2 separate regions of the Homo sapiens genome follow, and region 2 is linked to region 1. A link is a loop called in an ENCODE intact Hi-C map of the cell type or tissue named here. Cell type or tissue: ascending aorta. All regions are shown on one strand. Links, peaks and the distances in the headings refer to the core of each region. The heading gives the core; the rest is flanking DNA.

Region 1 (5,373 bases), core at 63-5,062:
GTTCTGTTTCTCTGGGGAATCCTGACTAACATAGCTCTTTACCTGTCTCATGTCTTTCTCCAAGATTTCCAGGTAGCTGCCCTAACTGGACAAGAGAACACAGTTCTCCAGCTCTTCATTCTATAGCAATTAAAAAAATGTGTGCATGCTCAACCTCAATGTTTTGTGTAAAATATATACAGATACACATATATTATTTATAATTATTTATAGATTGTATATGCATGTGCTTATATATTATGAACACCATAAAATATGCAGTACAAGTTGGAAAATAATGAGATAAAAAAATAAGTTCAAATAGAAGTTGAAATATTTTCTTTCTCCCCACACTCCACCAGATCATCTGCACATCACACGAGTGACTTCTGCTGTATACCGTCTTAGAGGAGGCAGAGGATTACCGTGGAAAGGGAAGGGAGGACATCAACATGTACAACACCTATATGTGGCAGGCACTGTGCTTGACTCAGGAGAACTTGACAGGAGTTCCCCATCTTATTTGCCCACTCTATAAATGAGTCCCAAAACATTTCAAAACAAGTTGAGGTTTTCTCCATTTTTAGCAAAAAGCTGAGCTGTCCAGCCAAGGCTCAAGGTCCCTCTCTGAAGTGCTTCAGGACACCACTCCTCAGCAGGTTCCTAGCAAGATGCCAGCTGCTATTAGCATGATGTAACACCTATACAGACTTTGAGGTGAGTCCCCCAGAATGGCGAGGTCCGTGTCTTTGCTAAGTAGACACAGGGGCATGAGAACTTTGGGGGGTAGTTTCTTAGCTAACCAACATCAAGGGAAGAAAAGGACCCTGGAGCTTTTTCTTTTTTCTTTTTTTATTTAGAGACGAGGTCTCACTATGTTTCCCAGGCTGGTCTCGAACTCCTGAGCTCAAACGATTGGCCAGCTTCGGCCTCCCAAAGTGCTAGGATGACAGGCGTGGCCACCACGCCCGGCCCTCGAGCTCTTTCTTGCCCCTCCAAGGAAAGACTTGTTGATAAGCCTTCTCATTTCCCAGCTGGCACTGTTTCAATTCAGTGCAGCCCCTCCCTAGGAAAGGTGGGCACAAGGGAAGTGCTGACATCACTGGCCAGGTATAGATGCACCTTGTCACCCTCTACCACACCACCACTGCCAGCACACACACTCCCAGGCATGCACACATGTACTCATACACGCATGTATACGCTCATTTGTGCACACTCATACACATGCACACACTCATGAATAAGTGCACACACTCACACAATATACTCTCCCTGGGCACAATGTTCTCTTCCCCAGCTGCCCGCACCTTAAGGCAGAGAAGTGAGGAGGAGGAAGATTCCAGGGTTTCATATTTCTGATAGATGGAGCTCCAACTTGGGAGTTGGAAGAAAAGCCGGAGATGCTGGTGTTCTGGCTGGCCTCCCTCTGAGAACACCCACAGCTCTGAAAGCTTAGTCAATAGTCCATTGTTTGCTGTGAAATTAAGAAGATAAGAGAGTAGAAGAACTTAGTCCAAAATGCTAAGAGAGCAGGCAGTTACTATCTTCCATCTTCACCAGCTAGACTCCTGCCAAAGTGTTTGCCATTCAAGGGCACATTCGAGCCCCGATCTCCCCAGACCTCCGTCTGTGTCCCCACTCCTGCCTCTACCCCCACAGCCCTTCTCTTCTAGCATCTTTCTCCCATCTCTCCCCTTCTGGTGCTCTCCTTCCTTCCTCTTTCTCTCTCCCTTTTCTTCCTCACCCCATGTTGTGCTTCCAGCTCCCCATGCCCTAACGGAGGCCCGTGGGGGTCCCAGATGGGCTGGGCCCTGTTCCTTCAGACAGCTGAGCTCTCACAGTAGATGGACATGCTATAGACCAAAGCCCAAGGAAGGCAGGTGACTGTGAAGCCGAGCCCAGCTGAAAGAATGGAGATGGAGAACCCAGCATCAGTGCTGATCAACCACATGACCTTGGCCAGGTCAATCCACTTCACTGGGCCTCACATCTGTCAAGCAAAAAGCTCCATTTTTAGCTCTACTGAAGAAAGAAATTTTGAGCATGAGGCTAGATGTGTCAAGGGAGCCATCCAGCCTTCAGGAACTATTCCACATCTTTCTGAAATCCAGGAAGGAAGGTTGTTGTCAGAGGAGCTATTCTGAACCAGAGGCCAACTGTGACTTCATATGTGAGGATCGTGAACTAGCTTTCCAAATAGAACTGAATCCGTGGCCTGCTCACTGGCATAAACCCTCCTCGCCTTGGATGAAAGGAGAGTTGGTCACAAGACCATATTTAGCTCACAAAAAATTCACTCCAACTCAGAACTCAGCAGCACCAACAACCCAAAGCCAAGATGTAGCTGCCCCGAAGAGAAAACTTCCCCTTTACTAAAATCATACTTGGAAGTCTGTGTGATACACCAACTCTCCCAACTCAATTCCGATCAAGTCAAAATTCTTGGTCTTAGAATTGGGGGGCAAATGAAACGTGAGGATTAGGACCAAGCCACACGTGCCTAAGCATTCCCTCCAATTTCTCTCACAGGCCCTAAAGTGGTGGGAGAAGAGAGGGAGGGCCAGGTGGCCTGAAGCCATTCCAAACGGCTCAGGGGGGTCAGTGTGATCTTACTCCATTACTCCATCTCTCTGCTGCAAAACCAGATGGAGCTGGTCACGACAGGATGTGGAGACAAGATATTCCAAATGGAGGAAACCAAAAGAGTGAACACCCTGAGCCAGGAAAGCATGACACTCTAGAACAGCAAGGCCAGAGGAGCTCAAGCAGAGGGAGGGAATGAAGCCAGAGGGCATGAGATGAGGGCTGGGGGCTTGACACTCCAGGTGAGGGGTTTGGGTGGATGTGTCTGTGTCTGTCTGTGTTTTAGGTGAAACGAGGTGGGAGGTGAAGAAGCTGTGGATTAGGGTGGCAACGGTGGGAGTCCCACCTGGGGCTCTACTTGAGCAAGACCACCAGGGTAGAACCAGTGCGACCTGCTAAACAAATGGATATGGGGGAGAGAGGAAGAGGAACAAAGAAGCCATGTGGGACTGGGGCCTGGGCAGAGGGGATGCCATTGACCAAAAACAGGGAGACAGAGGACCCTGCCAGGGTCAAGATCCATACAAAAGGTATTTTGCACTCGTGGAGGTTGAGATGCGTGTTATCCATCCAGGTGGCAAGGGACACACAGCACCCACCCCACTATTTTGCCACCAGCGAATGAACATTCATTGAGCATCTGCTGAGTGCCAGCACTTTGCTGCACACCACACAAGCACGTATGCCTTCTATCCCTGAATTGCTCAGGAAGGTTAACACAGTGACTGGTTCCATTACACCTTTTAAATATCAGAGACTCAAAGGAATTAAGTAATACAGGGTCCCCAACCCCCCAGGCTGTGGCCAGGTACCAGTATGTGGCCTGTTAGGAATGGGCCGCACAGCAGGAAGTGTGAGAGCGTGACCACCTGAGCTCCGCCTTCTGTCAGATCAGCAGCGGCATTTGATTCTCATAGGCGCGCAAAATCCTATTGTGAACTGTGCGTGGGAGGGATCTAGGTTTCACGCTCCTTATGAGAATCTAATGCCTGACGATCTGAGGTAAAACAGTTTCATCCCAAAACCATCCCCCCACTGCCACCCCAACCCCAGTCTATGGAAAAATTGTCTTCTATAAAACCAGTCCCTGGTGCCAGAAAGACTGGGGACCGCTGAAGTAATGTAATATATCCAATGTGATCTAGCTAGAAAGTGACAGGCAGCATTTCAACCCAGGGCCTTTGGCTCCAGAGTGCTTAACCAACACTCCATGCTGCCAACCCAATGACACCTTTTATTTCCCCAAAATCTGCAACATCAGCCTCTTTAAGTTGCAGTGTTGGGGGAGCACGTGAGCATCACGTGCCCACTGACAGCCAGGATGGACTTAGCTGAGCTGCACTCTCACTTGGGGTACAGTTGGTTGGTGCTTCTGAATCACCAGGCGGGAGGTGGTGGGGCCCAGTGGTTGACCACAGTCCCAGGGGGAGGGAGAGAAGCAGTGACTCCACCAAAGCAGTGGCTCCACCACCATCATCCTGGAGACACACGGGCTGAGTGGCCCCCACGCTTCCAGGACACCTGTGGGTGAAATGGCTGAGCCCAAAGATTGCCACAGCTTTTCCTAGCCTGAAGCTCCAGGTTTAACAACTGGTACTGCTCTGCAAAAGCAGAAGAGCTTGACCAATGATGAGCCTGAAGAGGCAGAGAGAGAGAATCGTAGCCATCTAGATTAATTTGAAAAGTACCTAGATGCCTGAATCCCCCACCAGAGGGTCACCTTCCCCGCTACCTCCTCTCATTAAAGATTAACTTCAGTGATGATTTAAACAATCAATGTGAGGACTGTGCCTTCAAAATTTCCCAATCACAGTACCTGGGAGGCTATACTACCTGATAAGAAACCTCATGCCGGATTAAAATTGCAGCTACTATGTGTGGAGCACTTACTGTACATAGAGACTATCCTAAGTGATTTCCATATATTAGGACAGCAACCCTGTGAGCTAAATTCTATCATCATCCCTGCTTTTCAAATGAGGAAACTGAGACACAGAAAGGGTAAGTAACTCACCCAAGGCCACCTGGGTAGCAAATGGCAGAACCCGAATCTGAGCCCAGGCAATCTGACCATGCTCATCACCGCTGTGCCTGCCTGCCTGCATCTTGCTTACTCCTGTGATCAGCAGTCAGGGCCTTCCTCAAGACCTGTTTTGAGCTGTATCCCAGCTCAGAAAAGAATGTCTTGATCCATCCAGAAGAATGTCCTTAAGGTCAATGTTTGTGATCACACTGAAGCTCAATCAGGACACAGGGCAGTCAGATGTGCTGGCTTACTGTGCGAGCCCAGGACACCTAAAAGGCTCTGTCAAATCTAGTACAGGTACAGAACCTTCGAGAGAGGACCCAGACAGTATACAGGTGTACAAAGATGAGCAAACAATTGGGGTTTGATTAACATATTTCAGTGTGGACTGTAACACCAGCAGCAGGGCTCAGGGAAGCTATAACACAGAAACTTACTTCAGGAACCTTCCCCACTTCCTATGCTCCTTCTCTCTTCTGTGGTAATCTCTCTTACTACTGTTAAAGAAAAATGATTCAATGGTACTTGTTAAAGCATGGTAAGGCAGGCCCGGGCACAGTGGCCCACACCTGTAATCCCAGCACTTTGGGAGGCCAAGGCGGGCAGAACGCCTGAAGTCAGGAGTTCGAGACCAGCCTGGCCAACATGGCGAAACCCTGTCTCTAATAAAAATCAGACGGGAGTAGTGGTGGGTACCTGTAATCCCAGCTACTTGGGAGGCTGAGGCAGGAGAATTGCTTGAACCTGGGAGGCAGGCAGAGGTTGCAGTTAGCCGAGATCAT
Region 2 (5,373 bases), core at 210-5,209, 200 kb before region 1:
TCATGTACACCCATCATTGCCACGTCATTGCCCCTCCCAGACCCTTCCTTATAGCAGTCATTATCTATCCCACCAGGCCACCCTCCTGGGCTGGAAGATAGAAGCATGACCCATGACATGACTGAAGGTGCAGGGTCTTCAGTCTGGGCAGTTTAAACCATGATTTAACAGGATGTAGACAAAGAACCCTGCAGCTGGGGACTCAAGTTTCTTGCTCCAACTAAACCCAGAATCTGCCCTTTCCTAGTAAAGTAAACTGTAACCTGAATTTCTCAACTACAAAATTAGGACAATACTAGTCACTCTCTCTGTCCTGCTAACCTCTCATGCATAATGTGAGGATAAAATGAAAGTAGAGATGTGACTATGGTTTAACAAAGCGACTATGGTTTAACAAAGCCAAAAATATAATATACAGTATTATTACCAAGAGCAGATCACGTCCTCTGCACCATGTATCCCACCTAAGCAGGATTAATGTTTTTAACACTCAGTTTTTCCCACTCAAATATCAGATCCTTGGTTCTTATTTATTTATTTTTTTTAGAGATGGGGTCTTTCTCTGTCACCCAGGCTGGAGTGCAGTAACTCACTCATAGCTCACTGCAGTCTCAACTTCCTGGGCTCAAGTGACCCTCCTACCTTAGCCTCTAGAGTAGCTGGAACTACAGGCACGAGGCACCACACCAGGCTAGAACCTTGATTCTAACAGTCAGTAGTATCTGGAGGAAGTCTTTAACTGAACCCCATATGAAATTGACAATAAGACTTTTTGAGAAGACTGGACTGGTATTCTGTAATGAGAATTGTCTATTATTTCACTAGATATTCTAGACAATTGAACCTGGTCCTAAATTTTCTCCCCCTAAGAAACTAGTGATAACCTTCAACCAGTGTAGCTAAGATACAGCTGTTTCTTGGATCAGTTTCTTATTTCTTTACATCCTGAGCAGTCTATGTGCCAGGACATTTTCTTCTATTAATAAAGCCATCTTAGTTTGTGTCTCTGCAATTGCCCAAAGCAAGTCCCCAAGAACCAAATTAATATCCTGTGATAGCAAGCTCCATTTCCCTTGACTGTGCTCGGCACAACATGAGTTGCAGCTTGACGCAGGAATCGACATGGGGCCCTCAGCTCTGTGCTCCTCCATCATCACTTTCTTCACCTCAAAATGAGTCCCCATGATATGCCATACTCTGCATAGGACAAAGTAGTGCACAAAAGCAAATGAGGTTTTTCCCTTAGAGGAGCTTATACTCCACAGCTGAGTTTGCTAAGGAGGCTGGGTTCTCTTTTTGAGAGCTGGTCCATGGGGTTTGTTATAAACACCATCAGCAGAAAGAGCCACTTCCTGTTGGTATCTGGGTCTAACACAGATCCCTAATTGCCCAGAAATTTGGGTGCCATAACAATGGTGACATCTCCCCAGAAGTGGGCACAGGGGAGCAACTTAGGGTATTCCCATTTCATCACTTCCCAGGATTCCACTTCCAGAGATTTCTTAAACCTGACTCCATGGTAAGTCTCTTAATTACATCAATACTCCCTTTGAGCACCTCCTATGTGCCAGGCCATGTGCTAAGAACTTTGCAATTAATCCTCTTAACAACTGTTATATTTTTTTTCAACAAATGAGGGAAAAATGGCTCAGGAATATTAAGTAACAAATCCAAGCTCACTAGAGGCAAGTGCTAGTAGAGTCAAGACTCTAACCTAACCTGACTCCAGAGACTCCCCCCAGATTGAAGAAGGTGAATACAACACAGCCAGGAGGCTCCAACATGTTTACAGCAATGAGATTTTTCCTTTTTGATCCATCTGTGGCTGAGAACAGAATTGACTCCCTTCCAGAAAAATCTAGTCTGGTCTCTGTGACTTGGAAAAATAGTCAAGTGCTAAGTGAGCCATTCAGGACCCAAGAGGGTAAAATTAACAAGCATGACAGCAGCATTCATTTTTCAGTGTCAGCAATGTTCCAGGTGTAAGGAAGGACCCTAATTATTATCAGGCCACACACACGGTTTTCCTTCCTGCCTTGTGGCTCAGAGTGGTCGGCAAGAGCTACAGGCATCTTCCTGCCACATGAGTGGAGCTAGCGGAGGCCAAACGTCACTCAGAGACACCCAGGCCCCACCCCAGAGACTGACAGGAGCAACTACCACACTCAGTCCTCTCTCGGTTCCAGGAGCCACCATGTCCAAGCCAGTCCAAGCCAGAGAAAGGGGCCAGGCATGCCTCACGCCACCTCCCGAGATAGGCTTTGTTATTTGAATTTAAGGCCACCCCGAACTGCATGGCAGTTTTCTTAGTGGCCTTCCACAGAGCCACCTGTCTCAAGGCAGCACTCTCAGGGTTCTTGCTTCCTACAACCGAAGCTGGAAGGAGGAACCTCAGATTCCTTTATGGGTAGGAAAGAGATTGCAGAGAAAAACAGCCTCTTTGTGAAAGGCTGATTTGAAAAGGCATGCACAGATGAGTTAGAATCTGGGACTGTGTCCAGGTGGAAGTCTTGCCTGGAATTCCTAATGCATTCTTTCTGTTATTAAAATAATATAAGCAACCGGGGTGGCTTGTTGCTTCTCTGCATGTAGTCAATTTGGCTCATGCTGTGTGACCATTTAAAATCTGACCTCAAGTGGTGCCAATTTAAAAATCTTTTCATTCTGGGTATGTTTCCATTCCACACAACAAGCCCATGGCTATTCCCTAAACTATTTTCTCCAAGCAAAGAGTAACTCAGTAGAACCAAGCTTCTTGCCAGACGTGATGCAATCAGCCAAGCCACCCAATGTCTTGTGTCCCTGGCTCCACCCCACTTTTCTCCCCACGGCCAGCTGTCTGCTTCCAACAGGTCCACTTTTCTGGTCTGTCCTGTCTTTCCCTAGAGCACAGTCCTCCCTTTATTGTCAGGGAAGGTGTTTTCAGGTGGCTGGGTAGACATGGCATTTTCTCCTTCTCACACAGGGAGAGAAGCTCTGCCCTGCCTCCCCCACCGAGCTGTGAGTCATCAACACACAAGATGACAGAGTCTTTTGCAAAGATAAATGATGGAGGTGGAAGATCAAGATGTACCTAGATTTGCCTTCTAAGAGCTAGTTTGCAACTTCCTTTGACCTCTATATTCTCCCAAAGAAACATGAGGTAAAACACAGAAAAAGCATCATGTTTTTCCTGAGGCATTCAGCCTTCCAAGATGTAGCTAAGAAGAAAGATTATATATGTATATAAATCTATAAAACCCTTATCTTGGTAGCTCTGATTCACCCACTTGTGTTGCCAAAATAACCTATTCAGGCTTTTAGGCATCTGGAGAAGTGAGAGTCACCCCTGGAACTCCTAAAGACCAAAGAGATGAGCTCATGCAAAATCTGCCACCTCAGTAACCTGCAAAGAAGCATGAAGAAGCTGAACAGGCGGGGCTTGGTGGCTCACACCTGTAATCCCAACACTTTCAGTGGCCAACGCAGAAGGATCTCTTGAGGCCAGGAGCTCGAGACCAGCCTGGGCAACGTAGTGAGACCCTCTGTCTACAAAAAATTTAAAAATTATCTAGGTATGGTGGTGTGTGCCTATAATCTCAGCTCCTTGGGAGGTTGAAGCGGGAGGACCGCTTGAGCCCAAGAGTTTGAGGCTGCAGTGAGCTACAATCACACCTCTGCACTCCAGCCTAGGCAACAGAATGAGAACCTGTTTCTTTTAAAAGAAGAAGAAGAAGCAGAAGCTGAGGAGCCCAGCACCTCCGCCTTCCTGCCATCACTGCCAGTTCCTTTGCCAGGGCTTTCCTCTGGCCCTCTAAGGACATCCTATTTTATCTGAGGCTCAGAGCAGATGAAAACGCAATTGTAGCACTTACAGCATCCACATAGGAACAGCCAGTTGTCATGATCTCTGAGAGGAAGGAAATAAGATGGTGTTTTATTTTTAAGTAGCCCAAGAGATTTCAATGATGGCATTAAAATTTTAATCACAAACTCCTTAAGTTAGGGGGAAAAAAATTAAAAAGCCCACAAAGGACTCATTGTATAAGAGAGTTTCACCATTTGGAGTTCTTTTATAAATTTGTGTCAGATCACAATTTGCTGTCTGAGAAATGTAAATTAGTTATTAATGAGCCAAAATTCTAACATCAAAGGCTGTGCAGCCACATGCCAGGGAGAAACAAAGAGCTCTCCCAGCACCGTCAACTGCTCCCCACCCTGGCCTGAATGCGGCATTCATCCTGAGGCGCTTTACTGCCTTATTAAGGAGATCACTTTTCTCAAATGTGATGGCACAGGGCACCTGGATCATTAGCGTCACCTCCACCTGAGCACTACGTGACTGTCAGAATCCCAGGCAGTAGGCAGTGTGTGTGCACCAAAAGGCAGCTTTCCACAAAGCTGCGCCGAGGCCCCCTTTCTGCCTCACTCGCGCAGCTGACCGTTTTCAAAGCACATTTAATGTTTGCAGCATAGCCCGACCCGAGGGCCATGGGGAACGCGGGTCTGTTTTTGAAGTATTCACATACAGTCTTCATATCCGCAGCCCTTTTTATTTCTATTCCAATCAACAGCCTAGATATAAAATGCACACACAGAATGAAAAAGAAGGACAGTTGTTTTTGAGCCTGTGGAAATGGCAGTAAGAGTCATCTCACGGAAGTCCTGCAGGCATTTGGAAATATTCATTTATTCATTCTTTCAGCAGATATTGTCATGCTCCTGTTGGGTGCTGACAGTGGAAATATAATGATTAGCAGAATAGACAGACCCTCCCCTCATTGGGCTCCCTGCCTAGTGAGGACAGACTGAAGTAACTGCTCTGATAACTCTACAGACAGTGCTGAGGGAAACCCCAGAGGCATGGGAACCCACAGCAAGGGGTCCCTGGCCTCGCTAGGGGACTGGGAATGGCTTCAATGAGGAGACATTCAGGCTGAGAGCAGAAGGAAGAGAGAGAGTTCACTAGGCAGAGAAGCCTAACAGGGGAGAGGTCAAGGCTGACAGCATCCAATAAAGAGGTGAGAGTTGGAAGCAGAAAAATGAATGCCCTCCATGGCTCCCTGGCCTAGATTCCTTCTCTCTTCAGAGCGAGGCCCCTGACCTCCACTGCCAGGCTTGGCCGGGTTAGAATCTCTGGTTGTCCTTAACCAGAAGCTTGGAGCACCCTGGGTTCCCAAGTTCAAATGACTCAGCCTCAGGTCACACTCGCTGGTGTCCCTTTTCCCTCTATGAGATTCTCATTCCTATGATCCCAGATCCAGTAAGAAGGACCCACTGTACCATGGTCCCAATGGCCAGCCCTCCTGCCACAGCCAGCAGACTACCTGTCTGTTTCCTCCTGTTGTCTGCACTTAGTTTCCCTGTTGCCACGTTTCACCTGTCCTCTGGACG

Evidence for each region. Hi-C counts contacts between places; a loop is a spot of excess contacts. Peaks named below come from ENCODE experiments on the same cell type or tissue, not always from the same donor. Only the 100,000 strongest peaks of a DNase experiment are listed, where the experiment ranks them.
Region 2: it touches region 1 in a loop (2.6-fold over the local background); 3 of 110 quality-filtered maps call a loop at or near these places.

Annotation. Positions count from the first base shown.
Region 1 is chr13:40,468,707-40,474,079 of GRCh38, forward strand. LINC00598 (long intergenic non-protein coding RNA 598) reads right to left here. Exons shown (of 7, transcript NR_024507.3): 2 at 5,288-5,373; 3 at 1,290-1,456. Among named protein-coding and RNA genes, the nearest start is that of LINC00598, 9.6 kb to the right of the region's middle. In ascending aorta, for the core only: no CTCF peak of the experiment used is centred there; DNase peaks (open chromatin) are centred at 2,205 and 2,575; H3K27ac peaks cover 3,195 bases.
Region 2 is chr13:40,269,610-40,274,982 of GRCh38, forward strand. No RefSeq gene overlaps it. Among named protein-coding and RNA genes, the nearest start is that of LINC00548, 52 kb to the left of the region's middle. In ascending aorta, for the core only: no CTCF peak of the experiment used is centred there; DNase peaks (open chromatin) are centred at 2,152 and 2,782; H3K4me3 peaks cover 765 bases; H3K27ac peaks cover 3,022 bases.